Regions from separate parts of the Homo sapiens genome. Here region 2 is linked to region 1. Evidence: read pairs that join two places in POLR2A ChIA-PET (ENCODE). Cell type or tissue: Panc1. All regions are shown on one strand. Links, peaks and the distances in the headings refer to the core of each region. The heading gives the core; the rest is flanking DNA. Region 1 overlaps LOC105376375 (a long non-coding RNA gene). Region 2 has its middle 51 kb from the start of LINC00705.

The links. Peaks named below come from ENCODE experiments on the same cell type or tissue, not always from the same donor. Only the 100,000 strongest peaks of a DNase experiment are listed, where the experiment ranks them.
Region 2: POLR2A ChIA-PET joins it to region 1 with 8 read pairs; 1 of 35 experiments calls an interaction of 5 or more read pairs at or near these places.

What each region holds. Positions count from the first base shown.
Region 1 is chr10:4,712,493-4,717,880 of GRCh38, reverse strand. The region is part of intron 2 of LOC105376375 (a long non-coding RNA gene); the gene reads left to right. The region is part of intron 2 of LOC107984197 (a long non-coding RNA gene); the gene reads right to left. Among named protein-coding and RNA genes, the nearest start is that of MANCR, 37 kb to the right of the region's middle. In Panc1, for the core only: no CTCF peak of the experiment used is centred there; no DNase peak of the experiment used is centred there; H3K27ac peaks cover 2,291 bases.
Region 2 is chr10:4,602,637-4,608,024 of GRCh38, reverse strand. No RefSeq gene overlaps it. Among named protein-coding and RNA genes, the nearest start is that of LINC00705, 51 kb to the left of the region's middle. RefSeq lists an enhancer at 149-649. In Panc1, for the core only: no CTCF peak of the experiment used is centred there; no DNase peak of the experiment used is centred there; H3K27ac peaks cover 1,175 bases.

The DNA.
Region 1 (5,388 bases), core at 56-5,055:
GTAGCACAGACACCTATGGCTGGGAGGATGGGTCTCCTAGTTCTAGGGCTCATTGTTCAGAAGTCCCTAGTACTGCAGTCCTCAGCCATATCTTCCCCCATAGCAGTAATAAGGCTGATATTTTTATCTCCCTCTACCAAACCTCTGCATTTATCTCTTAGGTGGTTCCAAGTCTGAGTGAGTGAGTGTCACTGGTTTTCTTTAAGTCCTCACAGGAATCCAAGATCAAGAATAAATGTGTTGAAAGAAATTAAAATATTAGCATCGTATATACTTAAAGATTCAAGATTCACTTGATCTACTTAATTGAATATTAGCAAAGATAAAAGACACGTTCTCATTTTTCTTCTCTTTGAAGCCTCATATATTCATGCTTGGGGGCTCAGGAGGCTAAAACATACTGAGAATATACACATCTGTCTTCCCAAATCTCTCCTCAATTTTCACAAAACATGTTTAAAAACTATTAATCTTGTAAACAAAAAATATTTGGTTTACTCTTATATTTAGAAAACTCTAAATGTCAAGGAAGCAAAAGTTACAGGTGTGGAATGCACTACCCTTAAATTTAGGGTGAACAGGTGATGGCAGCTGCCACCTGTGGGTTGCAGGGAGTTGACTGTGTGGACTCTTGCTCATGATGGCCTGTGAGTATTCACCTAACACTATCTGATAGCAATATTTTACAGAAATTGTCAAATGCCTCTAGTTTCTTTGCAACAGTCTTAAAGTAATAAGTGGCCAGACAATAGATTATAAAATATAGGGATGCATCCCTCTCAAGTTCAGGTCAGGTATTGTCTACCCCCAGCCCTAGACTATGGGGCCCTGGAAGGTAAATTCTCCTTCTTATTATTAGCTTTGTTATCAGATTGCCTCACAGTACTTATGTATAGCTGGCAATAAATATTGCCTAAAACAACATAATTGGATAATCTGCTAATGGTAAACATGAGTCTCAATAAGAGAACAGAAAAAGTAAGACGATCTGTTGAGCTTTCTTGTGAGCTATATGGTGAATAAAGTGTTTCTAATGGTTTCGTGTCTTTTAGATTTCAGGATAAATAGGTGCATATGAATCAGCTGATTTCTGTTACTGGAGTGCAGTAGTAGTACAGATTTCCCAAGCTTTGAATCAACAAACGCAGAAGTCTCTCTAACATTAGGCCCCTTCCCACTTGTTATTTTGTTGTTCATTGCTATGGGTTACCACATCTCATTCTGGAGAAAACAAAGCAGGTTTTCCAAAGTCAGGAAATCTTACACATCTTTCCAGAGAAGACCTTATATTCGACCCCATCTCAGTTTCCTCGCCTAACGTAGGAAGCAGGAGACTTCTCCAGTGTCACAAAGCTGATCAGGCATGAAAACTGAGTCTCTTAACTCACACACTAGAGTTTTTTGTTTAGCAGTTGTGACCTGGGGTAGACGCTCACTGCATGTATTGCCTTTAAGATGCCTGCTTTTGCACAATTCACAATTGCAAAGATAGGGAACCAACCTAATCGGCGATCCACTGATGAGCGGTAACGAAAATATGGTACATACACACTATGGATACTATTCAGTTATAAAAAAAGAATGAAATGATGTCTTCTGCAGTAACTTGGAGGGAACTGGAGGCTATTTTTCTAAATGAAGTAACTTGGGAAAGGAAAACCAAACACTGCATGGGAGCTAAGCCATGGGCATGCAAGGGCATACGGGGTGGTTAATGAACATTGGAGACCCAGAAGCGTGGAGGGCGGGGGTTAGGGAGAAAAACTACATATTGGGTACAGTATATACCACTAGGGTGACAGTGGTATATGCACTAAAATTTCAGACTTTACCACTATACAATTCATCTGTGTAACCAAATGGCCCTTGTACCCCTAAAGCTATGTAAATAATAAAATAAATATTATTTTAAAAAGAAAAACAAACAAAAAAGATGTCTGCTTTCTAAAAATCTAACCTTTAAAGACTGATCTGACAACAGTTATGAAGGATGGTGCTTAGAGAGAGAAGTTCTATTTTCCTGGGCAGGTGAGACAGTTCCAAAACAACAGCTATTTTTATTTTTCTTTAAATAGAGTTGCTTTTTTTACTGAACAAGACTTGCATTTATAGTAATTTTATGGTACAATATGAATAATGGTTCTTGAAATGCTATTTTTTCCAGGACAAATGTAAGCGCCAAGGCAGTTTTTTTTCCTATTCAATAATAATTATTTCCATTACGCAGAGAAATACTCAGATAAGTGGAACGATATCAAATTATATTTAAAGAAGCTAAAAATGTCTTGTTGGTTAATAGGTAATTCTAAATCAAATAATTAATTTTTTCTTTGTATTGAACCATGCAGAATAAAATTATTCTAATTCTATTCATCAAATAATTTAGTAAACATCTTTGTGTGTCTTTTATAGTTTTATATTCACTGTGCTGTGCTAGGTGTTGGGGATACAGAGATTCAAAAATGTGCAACTAATCCAGACTGGGAAGATAATTTCCTGAAGGCAGTGATATGTGGAGGTAGCTTTAAAAATGTGTAGGAGGTGGATGGGAATATCAAGGAGGAAATTCAGCATCGGAGAAGGTGTGAACTCATCAAAAACACACTTATTTAAGGCAGCAGTTCACAGTTCCAAGTGGCTGGGGCATAAAATTCAAGGTGGCAAATGGTGAGAAAGGAGAGTGGAGGGTCCCACTGGGAACTGATAGTGACTAGAAGGCAGGACTTGGACATCTGCTAAAGATTTAGGGTTTCCATCCTGAAGGCACTGGAGACTCCTAGCATGGGGTCAGGGCTGCATGAAGCTGTGTGGCAAGAATCATGGTTTGGAAAGACCACAAAGCTAATTATGGGATGGCTGAATTAGGGGGTCGAGGCTGCGCTCATTGGTGCCAGCTAGATGCTTGATGCACGGGTGAGGCCAGAGGAAATGGAGATTGGATGGAGATGAGGGTGGTCTGGAATGGACTGAAGAAAGCAGGGTGAGCCCTTCGCAGACCACTAATCTTATATTTTTAGAATATTTTATTTTAATATAATATTTTATAATATATTATTGGCTCAGTAATCATATGTATTTTTAAGTGATGATACCAAATGAGCTATAGTCACCCTACTTGAGGTCTGTGGAAAGGTATTAGTAGTTCCCTTCATCCAAAGTATTACAGACCTCATGTTTAGGCATGTTAAAAACTACAGAATGATCATCTTATTCTTTTTATTAGAAAAACTGTGGGAAATCTATGTGTTTCTTTCCCATGTATTAATACTGTTTGATGATAAGTAAGACAGTGAGCTTTTTCATCAGTTTTTGGGTTTATTCTGGCTTGTCTTTTGTTGCTTTTTCTTCTGATTTGCTTGGTTTTGAAGAAGTTGACAATCCTGGATGTGGACACTTTCTCCTAGAGGAGCAGGAGTGCAAGGAGACGGAACTTCTCTCTCAATGTGCAGGGAGATGCATTAGCTTAACAGCCCTGCCCTCTCATATTAGTCAGAGAAGCAGAACTTATAGGATATGCTATATATGTGTGTTTATTGTGTATATATGTGTGTATATATATACTATATATTACATATATCCACCTCCTACACATTTTTAAATACTTATATATGTAATACATATATATATACATATATATTACATATATATTACATATGTATGTATATATGTAATATATGTGTGCGTGTGTGTGTGTGTAAAGAGGTTTATACATTTTAAGGAATTAGCTCATATGACTATAGAGGCTATAGAGGCTGAGAAGTTCAGAATCTACAAGGTGGGCCAGTAGACTGGAGACCCAGGAAAGCACTGAGGTTGCAGTTTGAGTCTGAAGACTGTGTGCTTGCAGAATTCCTTCTTGTTCACTCAGGGGACGATCAGCCTTTCTTTCTGTTGGATGAAGCCCACAGCATTAGGTAGGGCAATGTGCTTTACTCAAAGTCCACCAACTTTAATGTGAGTCTCATGTGAAAACGCCTTCACAGGCAAATGCAGAATGTCATTTAACCATGTACCTGGGCACCATGGCTGGGGAGTTGATGCAAAACATTTCACAACTGCAACCCTCATCTCCCCGCCCTGCCCCTTCCACCTTCAGGAAAGAAGAGGAGAGAAGTGAGAGTCCTTTCCTTTCTCCCAGGAGCTGGATGCTCACCAGGGGCTGTGCTCTGCTCTCTGTGTTACACTGTGCTTCAGAAGAGCTGGTGCTGTTTCAGGTCTCCCTGATTTATGCAATTTCAATTCCATGCTACAAAATCTGAGTGCACTGGCAAAGAGCTTTTAGAAATAAAGAAGACATCAGATTCTAGACACAAAAGAAAGAGAGGGAGGTGTTTTGGCTTGGCCAGGACATGTGGCTGCAAGCTTTGGGGACAAGAGCTATGGGTCTCCTTGGCAGTTAACTGATTGGACTGGGCCTTGCTGCATTAGGCTCTAAGTCTTGTGACCTGGGCTGCCACCCATCAGTATTGGCCAAATGAAATTTCCAATTTGGGAGGTCACTTAAGCTGATGGAGCCTTTTCCACAGGATGAGGCACCTAACTGAGATGTGCCAGGCTGCAAGAGCAGAACGCTGAGCACAGGACACCAACACTCAGCACAGGCTGGGGTGGGGACTGAGGAAAACAAGGGTGCTGGGCCCAGCAGATGCAAGTCTCACTGGGGACCTCAGCAGATACCTCCCAAATGGCTCACACAGGAAGAGCAGAGGCTAGTCCAAAGCCCGTGTGGCTCCCCACTAGTGGGCCCGTTCATGTCACAACTTAAAGATTGATCAGCTCTTCTTGATTCCCCACTTGAATAGCAATATGCATCTGCTGGATATATTTCACTTTATCTGCAATCCAAACATCAACAATAGCCTAGAAAAATTGGCTTAACCCTTAAGTTCAGGTCGGGTAGACAGTTCACTGCTATTTCCTGAATTTCTTCATATTTCCAGAGAAGTCAGAATCTCATGATCATCTCTGGCTCTGTCATAGAACCAGTAGGTGTGCATGCAGTAACAGTCCAACACTGAGACAGCAAGGACTGCAGCAAAGAACGAGTTTAATGATTTCAGGGTGGCAAGCGAGGAAATGGGAGGAGAGCCTTAAATTTGTCTTCCTAAGGTGTTCTTGGCTGGGGTTTGTGAGGGCACAGTGGAGGGCAAGGGCTCATGGGCAACATCGCCAAAGGGCCCAGGGGAGTAGAGCCACATGCCCCCCCATTCCTATGGGCATCACCCCAAGCCACAATGACAAGCACCCTTCAAAGATTCGTAAGAGGGCTGGGGCTCAGGATGATTAGAGGATCATTCCTATATGCTTGATCCCAAAACACACCCTAGCAAACCCCATCCAGGGAAGGGACTCACATTGCCATGCCCCACCAGAGATGCCATGGCCAGG
Region 2 (5,388 bases), core at 306-5,305, 110 kb after region 1:
TATTAGGAAGCACTCAGGATAACCCACCCTGGGAGGGAGTGGCACAGAGGCCTCCGAGGAGGCTCCAGCCTAGGCCACGGGAGCTCCGATGCGTGGAGATGCCTCCTGGGATGTCCTGAATTCAGACAGAGCCTGGGTCACGTTCTCCACATCAAGCCGACATCAGGCGTGGACTGCGCCGGGAGGGGACATGAGCTTGGGCAAGGCAGCTTTCTTCCATGGCCTGGGTGCTCAGCTGGGGCCCTCAGCTGGCAGCACGCCCAGAGGCTAACAGAGCATTTCGTTTTTGATGGGGGCCTCTCTGAAATGCTGAATAATATGATGCTGTTCTTTCAAAACTATCGGCTTCCAAAGCCTATGAAGAAGTCTAGAGATGCAATGTACAACATGAGGAGAGTAGTTAATAATACTGTATTGTGTGCAGGCACTTTACCAAGAGAGTAGATTTTAGGTACTCAAAAAAAAAAGAAAGAGGGAGAGAGAAAGAAAGAAAAAGGAAAGAGAAAGAAAGAAAAAGAAAGAAAGGAAGGAAAGAAAGAAGGAAGGAAAGAAAGAAAGAAGGATGGAAAGAGAGAAAGAAAGAAAGAGAAAGAAAGAAAGAAGGATGGAAAGAGAGAAAGAAAGAAAGAGAAAGAAAGAAAGAAAGAAAAAGAAAAGAAGGAAGGAAGGAAGGATGGAAGGAAGGAAAAGGAGCAAAGAAAGAGAAAGAAAACTCTATGAGATGATGGGCATGTTAGTTTGTTTGACTGTGGTATATATAGATAAATATATCAAAATATCATATAAACCTTAAGTATCTAAAAAATAAAAATAAACTAAGAGAATTGTACAAAGCACTGGGCAATCAGGTAAGGCGTCTGTGGTGGGGTTCGTGGCCCTCTGGGTGTCCTAAGGATGGAGGGTGTTACCAATCACTATCTCGGCTCACCTGCGACCAGACCAACTGTTGCTAGCCATGACGGTGCCTTGCTACACTGGCAGTAAATTCTCCTCAAATGGGAACAAAGGAAACCCCTCTTCCCTGCTAGCAGTGGGGAAGGCGTTCAGTTCCAACCTCCAGGCTAGCCTGAGTCCCCTAGCAAAAAGCCTTTAAAATATTGTTTACTCCTATAAAAAGACACAGAGATTCCCTCTTTCTTCTGGATATGAAGCCTGTGAGAAATTAAAAAAAAAAAAAAGTATGCTTTCCTCTTTTAAATAGTAAAGTAAGTACAAAATAATTTAAACTTCTTTTTGATCAAGGAATGTGTTATATCAGTAATGTGTGCTCTCCTAGAAGCAGGGGATCAGCTTTAATTAAAGGGAAGCTGCAAAGAAAATCCTTTGAATGTAAAATAATTTTGTTTACACTTTATGTGGTAGTGTAATTTTTTTCCTCATGTTAGCTAAAAAATTGCAACATTTATTTTTAGGGAGCAAAACCAAAAATATATCTGCTAACTAATCAAGTTGAGACAAATAACTTACTCAAAAACGTGACTGTTCTTCATTTATAAGTGACAAATAACTGTTATATTTTTCTGCCACCCAAAACAAAAAGTTAAAGACTTCCCTGCTGTCAAATTTACTAAACTAAGATGTGTTTATATATAGTTTGTAATCTTTAGGCTCGAGGGAATTACTTACAATGATAAAATGTTTTTGTTGGAAATATGTTAGTGTGAAATACGTGTCTGTCAGTTTTCTTTTGTAATTAACATGACATATTTAAAAATTTCTATTCCTAAAAATAATAAAAAAAAACCAAGGCTTTAACAATGACTAAAATGTTTTTTAATGACTACAATGCATTTTAATGGCAAAAATTATCTTTTAGAAAAGTTTAATGAGAGAAGTTATAAGGAAATTGAAATATGCCTTACAGTTTCTAAACTTACATTCATGTAGGGCTTTGTTTATCCAATAGTGTAATGAAGAAAGTTACTCTGTGGACTGGCGGAGATGCTAAAGACACAAAATGAAAAGAAGAGAAGAATATGAAGTTGGTGACCCACTGAAGTTGATTACATCTGAAGTTACTGTCACTGAATTTTTAAATTATGTATGATGATAAATTTCCATTTTGCTCAAACTCCTTGATAGAGGACTTTATGTTACAGCCAAAAGCAGTCTAATTGATACAGAGAGATCAAATATGCACTGGAATTATGTCAGAGGAAGTATTGTGTAGTGATTAAGATTGTGAGTTTTTGCATCATTTGGCAGTAGCTTCATGTGTATGACTTTGTCAATTATTAAATTATAAAATAAATTTGGAGTGGAAGTGAGGGAGAGGAGTAGAAGGAAGAAAAAATATCAATTCTTTCGCATGTAGAGAAGCAGAAATAATGTGCAAATTATCAGGAGAAATTCTGAAGACATCATAAGAAAAATAACACAAATAAAAAGTCATCTTGAAGTGATGATGTAAAGAATATAAAATCAGTGTTAAAAATGAAAGGAAACATATCCAAAATATTGATATATGTATAAAGGAAAACTCACATTTGCAAGTTTGAAAGATAAGGATTTCAAAATATAGAACACACTTGGCAAATGATTCAGTTTATGTTTTGTACAAGAGACATATCTAAAACAAAGAGAAAAGTCAAAAGTTAGAAACATGGGGAGATGCAAACAGGCATGTTAGATATACCAACAACAACCACAGCTATTGCCATGACAATATCAGCTACAAAGCAACTGGGATCACCAACCAATCATCTGAATCCTGCAAGTTTGGGCAACATACTACTAAAAGGATCCCGGGCAGACACTTTGTAATGATTAGAATACAATACGAAATGAAAATTTAGCATTTATAGATTTCCATAGATCACTGATACTTATTTTAAAAAGGACAGATAATTTAACAATAAATGGATGTGAATGTATTAGCTATGAGAATTTAATTGATGCTGAATTTCATGACAGCTTAAGTGGTCATAAACGGATGAAAACATAGTGGCCTTAAATACTAAATTAAATTAAATTGATTATATTAAACATATTTTTTAGAGAATGCAACTTCTTTCAAATCCTATTAAAAATCTACACACACACACACAAAATTTTTTTTTTTTTTTGGAGACAAGGTCTGCCTCTGTTGCCCAGTCTGGAGTGCAGTGATGTGATCTTGGCTCAGTGCAACCTCCACTTCCCAGGCTCAAGTGATCCTCCTGCCTCAGCCTCCTGAGTAGCTGGAACTACAAGCACATGCCACCATGTCTGGCTAATTTTTCTATTTTTAGTAGAGATAGGTTTTTGCCATGTGGCCTAGGCTGGTCTCAAGCTCCTCCTGGACTCAAGTAATCCACCTGCCTTGGCCTCCCAAAGTGCTGGAATTACAGGCATGAGCCACTGCACCAGGCCTAAAGAATTATATCATATATGCCATTGATATGGTTTGGATCTGTGTCCCTGCCCAAATCTCCTGTTGAATTGTGATACTCGGTGTCAGAGGAGGAGCCTGGTGGCAGGTGACTGGATCACGTGGGAGGGTTTCTCACGAATGCTTTAGCACCATGCTGTTAGTGCTGTCTTCACCATATAGTGAGTGGTTCTCTGGAGATCTGGCTGTTTAAAGGAACGGCATCTCACTTTCTGTCTCTTGCTTCTGCTTTCGCCATGTGATGTGCCTGCTCCCACTTCACCTTCTGCCGTGAGTGAAAGCTTCCTGAGGCCTCCCCAAAAGCAGAAGCCACCATGCTGCCTGTACAGCCTGCAGAATTACTAGCCAATTAAACCTCTTTTCTTATGAATTACCCAGTCTCAGGTGTTTATAGAAATGCAAGAATAGACTAATACAGCCATAAAGAAAATTTTAAAAACTGTCAAAAATAAAGAAATGGCATAACCAACTTTATCTATAACAATGCAATCAAACTAAACACGGTAATAACAAGACTAGAAATAAATAAAACCGTCATCTGCTAATTTTTCAAAAGAGAAGGAAAGGAAGAAAATGTCTCTTTAAACAACTCAAGAGGTCAAAAAGGAACTCATAGAAGAAATATTAAACTATCTAGAAATTATATTAATTCAATTCCCAGAGGACAATCAATGCTTTATTTTCTTTATTAATAAAACAAAAGTCATAAATGGATTAAATATTTATTCTTAAAGACTTTGGAAATTGGAAGATAAACTCAATGAAAGCAGAAGAAAGAAAGAAAGAAATAAAGATGAAAGCAAAAGTTAATGAACACAAATGTGGAAAAAGCGATGACCAATATATATATTCCAAATATCTTTGGGATAAAAGCAAGCAATAAATCACTTAGTTAAGATAAAAAGGGATATGTTAAAGGGGATAAAGTCTCAGAAAAGTAATTATAAGATTTAAATGCTATGCAAATATATCTGAAAATATGGGTAACATGGCTAAACTTCTAGCAAAATACCAAATGTCAAAACTGATTTCATAAGAGAGAAAATATATTTATATAAATTACATTAGAAAATAAAAAGAGAATATTTTCAAAAGTCTAAGAAATAGATAAATCCCATAGCCACATACAATTCAGAGCAGATAGGGCTGGGGAGAGTTAATTTTAAAAAAATTGGGTGTGTATAAATTTAGAAAAAGAGAGGAGGAGACTTTATTTCTTGTAAAGGGTTACAGCCTACAAGGTGGCTGTCTCACAGGCTGGGGAGCACAGCCTCCAGCCAAGGCCGGAGACAGGCACTTCGAAGGAGGAGAGGTTTGGGCAGGAGCTTTATGCTGAACACATTGGCTAAACATACATATTCAACAGGTAAGAAGAAGAGCTATGAATATTCATGAAGGGAGTGCTGACACATGCTTAATGGGCAAATGTGCATGTTACATACAACCCATGTTCACTTTTGGTAGAGACAACATATTACAATGAGGCCCTATATGTCAAAAGATCTTTTCGGGACACGAAGGCCCATGAGTGGTTCTGAGCCTTCTGGTTCTCTCTACAGAGATTGTAGACCGCCCAGAATCAGTCCATGGTGGATGATCTTAGCTGGAGAAAGTTACTGAAATTAGTCTCTTGTCCAATCAAAGCTGGGGTCATGGCTGATGAAACAGGGCTCAGTTAAGCAGCATCTGTGGGCTGCAAATTGTTTCACTATTGCTTGTCTCCAGGCCAGGGCTTATTTAGCTGCTGGAGAAAAATTAAAACCCTGTAGCAGTGAGAACACAGTTTATTATTCAAGTGTGGGCTGTGTGACTTAACCGTTGCCTGACACGGCCTTAGGTCCTGTTTGGAGTTTGGTATCTTATTGCCAAAAGGACTCTGTTCTGTCAGTCTTATAATGATCTCTATTTTAACATTAATGCTGGTCAGTTGTTTTGTCTACACAGCAAAAGAGAGTGTTATAATGAGTCCTCTGACCTCCCGTTCCGTCATGACGGGAGGAACTCAGTTTTAATGTTTA